2 separate regions of the Homo sapiens genome follow, and region 1 is linked to region 2. Evidence: chromatin loops called from intact Hi-C (ENCODE). Cell type or tissue: OCI-LY7. All regions are shown on one strand. Each heading gives the region's core, and the rest is flanking DNA. Links, peaks and the distances in the headings are about the cores only. Region 1 has its middle 22 kb from the start of INPP5F. Region 2 has its middle 5.1 kb from the start of EIF3A.

What was found. Peaks named below come from ENCODE experiments on the same cell type or tissue, not always from the same donor. Only the 100,000 strongest peaks of a DNase experiment are listed, where the experiment ranks them.
Region 1: a loop joins it to region 2, with 3 times the contacts of the local background. A loop is called at or near these places in 1 of 110 quality-filtered maps.

Annotation. Positions count from the first base shown.
Region 1 is chr10:119,701,285-119,706,660 of GRCh38, reverse strand. No RefSeq gene overlaps it. Among named protein-coding and RNA genes, the nearest start is that of INPP5F, 22 kb to the left of the region's middle. RefSeq lists enhancers at 1,704-1,983, 2,614-2,663, 2,674-2,723. In OCI-LY7, for the core only: no CTCF peak of the experiment used is centred there; DNase peaks (open chromatin) are centred at 1,990 and 2,550; H3K4me3 peaks cover 1,927 bases; H3K27ac peaks cover 812 bases.
Region 2 is chr10:119,083,238-119,088,613 of GRCh38, reverse strand. No RefSeq gene overlaps it. Among named protein-coding and RNA genes, the nearest start is that of EIF3A, 5.1 kb to the right of the region's middle. In OCI-LY7, for the core only: CTCF peaks have their summits at 2,952 and 3,155; DNase peaks (open chromatin) are centred at 913 and 3,103; H3K4me3 peaks cover 1,788 bases; H3K27ac peaks cover 3,169 bases.

The sequences.
Region 1 (5,376 bases), core at 117-5,116, 620 kb before region 2:
ACTATTATATCTTGTGAGAACTCACTATCAGAAGAACAGCATGGAGGTAACCGCCCCCATGATTCAATTACCTCCCACTGGGCCCCTCCCACAACATGTGGGGATTATGGGAGCTACAGTTGAAGATGAGATTTGGGTGGGTACACAGTCCAAGATCAAGGTGTTGGTAGGGTTGATTTCTTCTGCAATCTTTCTCCTTCACTTACCATTGGCCTCTTCTTGCTGTGTCCTCACATGGTTATCTCCAGGTTTATGTGTTGTGTGTGTCCTAATCTTCTCTTCGTACAAGGACATCAGTCATATTGTATTAGGGCCCAACCTATTGACCTCCTTTTACCTCAGTCAGCTCTTTAAGAGCCCTGTCTTCAAACCCAGTCACAGTCTGAGGTACTTGGGGGTTTGGACTTCAACACGTAGATTTTAGGGAGGCACAATTCAGCCCATACCACCAGCCAAAGATCTTATCATCAGCTTACCTGCATCTCCCTCCTCCCCCCATCATTCCCTACCTTAGGGCCCATCCAAATTGCCCTACAAAATGTGGAGTCCCTTCTCTATGCACAATATGAAATATATGAAATAATATAGACATATAGAAACCAGATACTTGCAACAACCTATTCATGACTGATATACCCTTAAGGTTCTTGGACAAATGGGAGTACCTATTAAAAATGATTCTTTCAGGCCAGACACAGTGGCTCACACTTATAATCCCACCACTTTGGGAAGCCAAGGTGGGAGGATTGCTTGAGCTCAGGAGTTCGAGACCAGCCTGGGCAACAAAGCAAGACCTTGTATCTACTAAATTTAAAAAAAAAAAAAAAAAAATCAGCCAGGTGTAGTGGCAAATGCCTGTAGTACCAGCTACTCAGGAAGTTGAGGCTGGAGGGTCGCTTGAGATCAAGGCTACAGTAAGCTATGATCGTGCCACTGAGCTCCAGCCAGGGCGACAGAGCAAGACCCAGTCTCAGTCAATCAATCAATAAGATCCTTTCAGAGACATCTTGAAAATATTTTTTAACTGAGAAAGTGGAAAAAAAAAGTCAAGAAACTGACTTAGTTTCATTATTAGTCTAATCTAAAATAACAGGTTTGCTGTGTGCTAAAAATAATACTCAGACTCTCTGAATGAGTAAGCCCACTAAGAATAAACAGGGTTTTTTTAAATCATAAAAATGTCAATCATAATCAACACCTAATGTGGGAAAGTATCTTCCTCTTAAAAATATTAAGAAGGTGGCTGGGTGCAGTGGCTCACGCCTGTAGTCCCAGCACTTTGGGAGGCCAAGGTGGGTGGATCACAGGAGTTCGAGACCAGCCTGGCCAACATGGTGAAACCCTATCTCTACCAAAAACACAAAAATTAGCTGAGTGGGAGGCACCTTGTAATCCCAGCTGCTTGAGAGGCCGAGGCAGGAGAATCACTTGAGCCCAGGAGGCAGAGGTTGCAGTGAGCCAAGATTGCGCCATTGCACTCCAGCCTGGGCGACAGAGCAAGACTCCATCTCACAAAACAAAAACAAAAACAAAAAAAAATTAAGAAGGTGAGCAATGAGCAACAAAAACGTCTAAATTTTGCAGACAGAATAAGAGCCCAAAGGTTGTACACACTGAAAAACAAAACCGAATAGCTATTCATATTTTCCTTAAGGTTTGAGGACAAAGAAGCTCTAGAAGAAGGTTATACTGGAGCCAGAAAGGAAGCATACAAAAATATCCCTATCTATTTTTGTAAAGACAGGGTCTCACTCTGTTGCCCAGGCTGCTCTTGAACTCCGGGCCTCAAGTGATCCTTCTGCCTCAGCCTCCGAAAGTGCTGGAATTATAGACGTACCCCACCACCTGTGGCTGAGTTTCTCTTTCAACCGACAAATAGAACCTTTCTTGGAGTTAGAAAGTAGGAGATCAGGAGCTTCTCACTAATGATGGTGTAATTCAGCAATGGATCCCTTTTCGGGTCATCAGCTTAGTGTCAGTTCCTGGTTCTATCTGACTCATTGCAGTAGTGGGAGGTTTCGAAAACTTGAAGTCAGGAGGGTTTACATCAATTTCACATATTACAAACAACAACAACAACTCACAGCGCTAGGGAGGCATCCCATTCTACTCATCTTTACAACCTGACAAGAACAGGAATACATTCAACAGAAATATTCTTCTCTGCTACGAACAGATTGAAATAAATACCTGAGTTCCTGATAGAATGGAAAATAACAGCTTTCCATAGGTGCGGAATCACCAATGACATCAGAACAAAAATTATTGCTCGGTACCAAGGAGAAAATGTCTTGAGGACAAGATGTGAATAACAAGTTCAGAAGAAGGGAAGGTCAGTCAAAAAAAAAAAAAAAAAAAAAAAGCAGCCTCCTGGGCGACAGAGCAAGACTCAAAAAAAAAAAAAAAACGAAGATGAAGGATGATTATCATGCTACCTCTAAATTTCTACAGCAGGCTCCATAGAGCTCAAAATACTTTAAAGACGTATTTTTATTCTGAAGTAGCAGGAAGGAAATATCAGCAGCGTTTACAGATGTTGAAACTGAAGCATCACATCATTGGGGGATGCCCAGTTCTCCCTGCAGCATCTACTAGCTGTGCAGGATGGGGCCTACAGAGTGAGTTTCTGTCTTTCCTAGGAGCTTACCAACTCAGTCATCAGAAGGTTTCCCCAATCCAAATATATATTATTTTAATGTAAAAATAGAATATGTTGGCAGGGCGTGGTGGCTCACGTCTGTAATCCCAGCACTTTGGGAGGCCAGGGCAGGTGGATCACGAGGTCAGGAGATAGAGACCATCCTGGCTAACACAGTGAAACACCGTCTCTACTAAAAATATAAAAAATCAGCCAGGCATGGTGGCGGGCACCTGTAGTCCCAGCTACTGGGGAGGCTGAGGCAGGAGAATGGCGTGAACCCAACAGGCAGACCTTGCAGTGAGCCGAGATCGTGCCGCTGCACTCCAGCCTGGGCAGCAGTGCAAGACTCCGTCTCAAAAACAAAGAATATGTTAATAATTATATTAAAATTTCCATCAGAAACCTCAAGGCTATTGAGAACCAGGATTAATCTACTGATTACAATAAGAGAGGGGGCTGGGCACAGTGGCTCATGCCTGTAATTCCAGCACTTTGGGAGGCTAAGGTGGGAGGATTTCTTGAGCCCAGGAGTTTGAGACCAGCTTTGGCAACATAGTGAGACCCCATCTCTATAAAACATAAGTGAATTAATAAATAAAATAAGAGAGGGGACAAAGAGATGTGGTCATTTGGTCAGTGTATTGGTTTTCTAGGGCTGCTGTAACAAATGACCATAAAGTGGGTGGCAGTAAACAACAGAAGTGTATTTTCTCACAATTCTGGAGGCTAGAAATCCAAAATCAAGGTGTTGGCTGGGCCAGGCTCCCTCTGAAGGCGCCAAGGGAGAATCCTTCCTTGCCTTTTCCAGCTTCCGCAGGCTGCCTGCAATTCTTGGTGTTCCTTGGCTTGTAGATATATCACTCCAATTTCTGTCTCATTTGTCACACGGCACTCTCCCTGTGTGTCTGTATCAGTGTTCAAATTTTTCTCTTCTTATAAAGGTACCAGTCATTGAACTAGTGTTCCAGTAAAACCTCATCTTAACTTTTTTAGATCTACAAAGGATGTATGTCCAAATAAACTCACATTCATAGGTACCGGGGATTAGGACTTGAGCATATCTTTAAGGGGACATGATTCAGTCAGCAATAATCAGTTTGAAAACAAGATATTACTACCTAGTGGTAAATACACTCAAAACTACCAAAGGCCATGACTCTCCCCCCAAAAATGGAGATAGCATCATCTTTACTGTTGAAATAGCCCAGAATGTCTTTCTGAATAAGCTCTCTCTAGATGTTCTTCCCACCTCTAAGACTCATGATTATCTATGACTTAAAACTTACCGTCTCACAGACTCTCTCTCTATATGCAGCTTTTCCATTACAACATTTTCACATCCCCATCCTTGAAGCTGGTAACTGTGTTTTTTGTTGTTGTTTTGTTTTTTGTTTTTTTCCAGAGGAAACTTGTCCTGAAATGGAGTGTTTTGTTCTAAACAGTTCATGTATCCTTTAGAAGGAAAGGAGAGGGATGTTCACAGACAGAAAACATATAGTAAAAATAATTAACATATTTGAGCTTCCATTCTGCTTAAGACTGTGGTAGACACCATCAGTCTGTTTAATACACATGACCATTCCCATTTAGGGACATGGAAAATGAAGGGCAGAGCACAGAAGGAACTTGCCAAAGTCTCACGGACCCTAAGAGGGTAAAGGGTAAACTACAGATACAGGCATATGCACCCTACTTCTGACCCCAAGAGCAACACAACTAGGACAGGTGAAAGGAGTAGAGGATGGGATGAGAAAGGCCAGGGACAGAAGCTTCCTTCCTTTCTTTTGCACCAAGCAGCGGTTTGTTCAGGAGCTACCGTTTTCCGTTTGTGCAGTGCTGCCTCTGCACCTCAGCAAATTTCTGACCGACCAACAGAATCAGAATAAGCCACTCATACAACACCCCACAACAGGGACCCATTGTCATGGAAGTCAGGTGGCTGAGAGCTAAGCATTATTCCCCTGATCTGTCCCGGGCGTTGTTTGGAGGTTGGATGAAATCATGAAATGTAAGCATTCTTTCTGAGTCTGGAAGCAATCCAACGAAATTGAATGATTCATTCCTGACCCCAATTACCTCCTTTTACCCCACAATATTCTTTCTCTACCTTCTCCTACAAAAGCATTTGTTCACTCAATAACTGCTATGTGCTAGTTTTAACAATCTGACAGCTCAAAGAGATAGACATCAGCTCTCTTTTTTTTTTCCTTTTCTTTTCTTTTTTTTTTTTTTTTTGAGATGAAGTCTAGCTCTGTCGCCCAGGCTGGAGTGCAGTGGCTCGATCTTGGCTCACTGCAACCTCCACCTCCCAGGTTCAAGTGATTCTTCTGCCTTAGCCTCCTGAGTAGCTGGGATTACAGGCATGTGCCACCACACCTGGCTAATTTTTTGTATTTTTAGTAGAGACGGGGTTTCACCATGTTGACCAGGCTGGTCTCAAACTCCTGACCTCGTGATCCACCCGCCTCAGCCTCCCAAAGTGCTGGGATTACAGGCGTGAGCCATCGCGCCCGGCTTTTCTTTTTCTTTAGAATTGAGAAACCATAGAGAGACACGTCAAAATAACTCCTGAAGATTGCCTCTTTATGCAAGAGAAATACAAATAACCAGATTTCTTCTTTCTCTTTGGGCTTAAAAATGAAATCTCATGTGATTTATCTTTGTAATTCCAAGAAAATATTTAATGTTTTATTTTCTCCTTTTTACCATATTTTACTTTACTATCTCACTTTCTG
Region 2 (5,376 bases), core at 231-5,230:
TGCCCAGGTTGGAGGGCAGTGGCGTAATCTTGGCTCACTGCAACCTCTGCCTCCTGGGTTCAAGCGATTCTCCTGCCTCAGCCTCCCAAGTGGCTGGGATTACAGGCATACACCACCACGCTCGGCTAATTTTTGTATTTTTAGTAGAGACAAGGTTTTGCCATGTTGGCCGGGCTGGTCTCAAACTCCTGACTTCAGGTGATCTTCCTACCTCGGCCTCCCAAAGTGCTAGGATTACAGGCATGAGCCACTGTGCCCAGCCCTAGAGATTCTTTCTTTTCTTTTTTTCTGAGACGGAGTCTTGCTCTGTCGCCAGGCTGGAGTGCAATGGCGCAACCTGGGCTTACTGCAAACTCCGCCTCCTGGGTTCAAGCGATTTTCCTTTCTCAGCCTCTGGAGCAGCTGGGATTACAGGCATGCGCCACCACGCCCAGCTAATTTTTGTATTTTTAGTAGAGACAGGGTTTCGCCATGTTGCCCAGGCTGGTCTCGAACTCCTGACCTCATGTGATCCGCCCACCTCAGCCTCCCAAAGTGCTGGGATTACAGGCATGAGCCACCGCGCCCGGACCTAGAGATGATTCCTAAAGCTATAAGCTAGAACCAACTAATGAGCATAGTTAGAGAAAGGATGAGGTCCAGGGGCTGAGCCCTGGGATATTTCAACCTCAGAGGTCACAGAGATGAGACAGCAGCAAAGAGTAGTTAGCAAAGCAAGGAGAACATCAGGAAAGGCTGAGTGGTGGCCAAGTGAAGGAAGTATTTCAAGGACATGAAGGGGTCACCCCTGCATGTGAGAGATGGAATCAAATGCATTGGTGTATAGGGGTTGGCTTGAGATAGGAGCCCCAGACTACAGAGTGGGAGGAGGGAGAGAAGGCAGAGCATCTGAGCACAGCTGCAGGTGTGAGTTGGGGGAGAGATGGCACGGTGCCAAAGTTCTCTTCTAGCTGCCCCACTGTTTTCAGTGCTATGGGAAAGCAGGACCTGGCTGAGAGTAAAGTAGAGCAAGGAGCATTAGAGGATTGGAGAGAGAGGAAAAAGTATGAAACAATCATCTGGGAGAATGGGATAGGGCCGAGAGAAGTTTAATAGGATGGCTGGGCAGCAACAACGTGCTTGTTGAGGCCTGTGGTCTTGAATTTAAGGTGAGACCTGTCAACGTGCTTATACATTCTTCTGTGGCCACATTAGGCTGCAGGCAAGGTGTAGGTGGAGGGTTGGATTTGACCAGGGTTGGGATTTGCTGAGTAGAATAAAAGGAGAAGTGAGGAAGAAAAGAACAAAACTGTAGAATCTGAGTGGGAAAAGGGGGAAATAGAGGCCATGGGAAATGAGGGGTAGTGAAAAGGAAGCAGAATTGATAAAGGGATTGTAGGTCCTGGTAAACAGAAGGGTCATTAGAGTTGGAGCACAATAGAGTTAACAATAGGAGGTGGTGGCTGAAAAGTGAATCTTGAAATTGAGATTTTGAGAACTAAGATTTTTTTTTTTTTTTTAGATTGAGTTTCGTTCTTGTCGCCCAGTCTGGGCAGTGGTGCGATCTTGGCTCACTGCAACCTCCACCTCCCGGGTTCAGGCGATTCTCCTGCCTCAGCCTCCTGAGTAGCCGGGACTACAGGTGCCTGCCACCATGCCTAGCTAATTTTTTTCTATTTTTAGTAGAGACGAGGTTTTGCCATGTTGGGCAGGCTGGTCTTGAATTCCTGACCTCATGTGATCTGCCTGCCTTGGCCTCCCAAAGTGCTGGGATTACAGGCGTGAGCCACCTCGCCCCGCCAGGAACTAAGATCTTTATTATTTTATTTTATTTTTGTTGAGATGGAGTCTTGCTCTGCCATCCAGGCTGGACTGCAGTGGTGTAACCTTGGCTCACTGCAACCTCTGCTTCCCAGGTTCAAGCAATTCTTCTGCTTCAGCCTCCGGGGTAGCTGGGAATTACAGGCATGTGCCACCATGCCCAGCAAATCTTTGTATTTTTAGTAGAGATGGGGTTTCACCATGTTGTTTGCATTTTTATTTTTGAGACAGTCTCGCTCTGTTGCCCAGGCTGGAGTGCAGTGGTGCGATCTTGGCTCACTGCAACCTCTGCCTCTCGGGTTCAAGCAATTCTCCTGCCTCAGCCTCTGGAGTAGCTGGGATTACAGGTGTGCACCCCACCATGCCTGGTTAATTTTTGTATTTTTAGTGGAGATGGGGTTTCACCATGTTGGCCAGGCTGGTCTCGAACTCCTGATTTCAAGTGATCCACCCGCCTTGGCCTCCCAAAGTGCTGGGATTACAGGTATGAGCCACTGTGCTCATACACAGTGGTATTTAGGTCTGCAAACTATGGCCTGTGGGCCAAATTTGGTCTACTGCCTGTTGTTTTTCAGCCTTGAGCTAAGAATAATCTTTGCATTTTAAAATATATGGCTGGGGGCGGTGGCTCACGCCTATAATCCCAGCACTTTGGGAGGCCAAGGCGGGTGGATTACCTGAGGTCAGAAGTTCAAGGCCAGCCTGACCAACATGGTGAAACCCCCATCTCTACTAAAAATACAAAAATTAGCTGGGCGTGGGGTGCATGCCTGTAGTCCTACCTACTCGGAAGGCTGAGGCAGGAGAATCAATTGAACCCAAGAGGCAGGGTTGGCAGTGAGCCAAGATCGTGCCACTGCACTCCAGCCTGGGCAACAGAGCAAGACTCTGTCTCAAAAAAAAAAAAAAAGATACACGCACACACACACACACACACACACACACACACACAGAGAGAGAGAGAGAGAGAGAGAGAGAGACTATTATCCCTTCAGCAAGCACAGTTGCTCAAAAAGTTGAAGACATTGCCTCTTGGCTCACAAAATCTAAAATATGTACCATCTGGCCTTTCACAGAAAAAGTTTGCTGACCTCTGGTCTAGACTCTAGGGTATGACCATGTGTGTGAGTGGCTGAGGTAAGGCAGAGGATCCAACTGTGAAGGTCAGGTCACAGGTGGTCACTGATGCCACCTCCAGGAGTCAGTGGCTCAAGGAAGGAATACAGCTGCCTGTGAGGGTTGCAGGGGTAGCAGAGTGCTCAAGAATGGGCGATGATGGAGTTAACGGTTGCATGAGCCAAGAGCACAAACAAAGGGGCAGTTCAGTCACCCCCTGGCTGTCAGGAAAAGCTTTGCAGAGGAAGCCTTTGAGCTGAGGCTTGAAGTACTGGCAGCAGATAGTGGGGTGAAGGTGGGTGGGATGGGGAGGAGGAAAGGGGTATTTAGGTATAGGAAAGCCAGTATCTTTTTTTTTTTTTTTTTTTTTTTGGAGACAGAGTCTTGCTCTGTCGCCAGGCTGGAGTGCAGTGGTGCAATGTCAACTCAGTGCAACCTCCGTCTCCCGGGTTCAAGTGATTCTCCTGCCTCAGCCTCCCAAGTGGCTGGTACTACAGGCGCCTGCCACCACCCCGGCTAATTTTTCTATTTTTTTAGTAGAGACAAGGTTACCATGTTGGCCAGGTTGGTCTCGAACTCCTGACCTCAGGTGATCCACCGCCTTGCCCTCTCAAAGTGTTAGGATTACAGGCGTGAGCCGCCACGCCCGGCTTACTGTGCCTGGTACATGAAATGCACTTGATAATGGTTTGTTGAAGGAATGTATTACTGTGAACCTTAGTTAACCTCTTTGAAATTCATTATGCTCATGGGGTACAAATACCTTCATTACGCAAACTTGTAAATAAAACTAGAAATGTGAAAACACTTTGTAAATTGTAAAACATGCTACGTGTTTTAAAGCTGTATGATACTATGTTGCAAATATGTATAATGTACTACCTCCCTTGTGCTCCTAACAATTGTCTTTCTGGGAATCATGTTTACTCCACTCAAGTCAGAAAAAAACCCTAAAACATCATATTAATGATCCAGTCATATGTAATACAAAAGTAAGTTGATTAGTTAGAAAAAACCCTGAGCCTGATTACTTCCTCTTACCATTTCCCAAAGTGGTTTCTATCATCTTCAGGTTGCCTGTTTTCTACTAAGTAAGCATTAATCGACAACAAATAATTACCCTTTTCTCCTGGCCCAGATTAAATCCTATCTTGTCGCTCGTTATGTATTCATTTATTTTCACCAGTAAATCATTAACTCCTGGAAAGCAGGCATCTTGATCTTTTTATCTTCCGCATCCAATGGCTGTTAGCTGGTACTGAATATTTGTTGGTAGATTTTTTTTAAAAATTTATTTTTATTTTTATTTTTTTGAGACAGCGTCTCACTCCGTGGCCCAGGCTGGAGTGCAGTGGCTCCATCTCGGCTCACTGCAACCTCCACCTCCTGGGTTCAAGCAATTCTCCTGCCTCAGCCTCCTGAGTAGCTGGGACTACAGGTGAGCACCACCACGCCCGGCTAGTTTTTTTTTTTTTGGTTTTTCATTTTTGCATTTTTAGTAGAGACAAAGTTTCACCAGGTTGACCAGGCTGGTCTCGAATTCCAGAACTCAGGCAATCCACCTGCCTTGGCCTCCCAAAGTGCTGGGATTACAGGCGGGAGCCACTGCGCCTGGCCACCTTCGTTGAATAGGTAAATTTATCCTGGAAATTGATGTTACACCTTTATTCATTCCCAAAATGCCACTAGACCGTACATAATTTTATTTAAATACACATATATGATCATTTGTTATATTACTAAATGCTTTATATACTTTAAATAATTTGAAAGGCAAAAGGATCAATATGTAGGGATATTGGATTTCATTTTATCTCCCAAGTTTCTTTCTTTCTTTTTTTTTTTATACAGAGTCTCGCTCTGTCGCCCAGGCTGCAGTGCAGTGGTGTGGTATCGGCTCACTGCAACCTCCACCTCTCGGGTTCAAGTGATTCTCCTGCCTCAGCCTCCCAAGTAGCTGGGACTACAGGGGCCTGCCACCACAATCGGCTAATTTTTGTATTTTCAGTAGAGACAGGGTTTCACCATATTGGCCAGGCTGGTCTCAAACTCCTGACCTTGTGATCCGCCTGCCTTGGCCTCCCAAAGTGCTGGGGTTACAGGCGTGAGCCACTGCGCCCCACCTATCTCCCAAGTTTCTAGTGTTTGTGTTGTTGTAGGCATACCAAATAATGAGTAATAACGAATGAGGCCATTTTACTATTTTTTTTTTTTTGAGATGGAGTCTCGCTCTGTTGCCCAGGCTGGAGTGCAGTGGCACAATCTTGGCTCATGCAACCTCCACCTCCAGGGTTCAAGTGATTCTCCTGCCTTGGCCTCCCAAGGAGCTGGGATTATGGGCACGTGCCACCATGCCCAGCTAATTTTTGTATTTTTAGTTTCACCATGTTGGCCAAGCTGGTCTCGAACTCCTGACTTTGTGATTCGCCCGCCTCGGCTTCCCAAAGTGTTGGATTACAG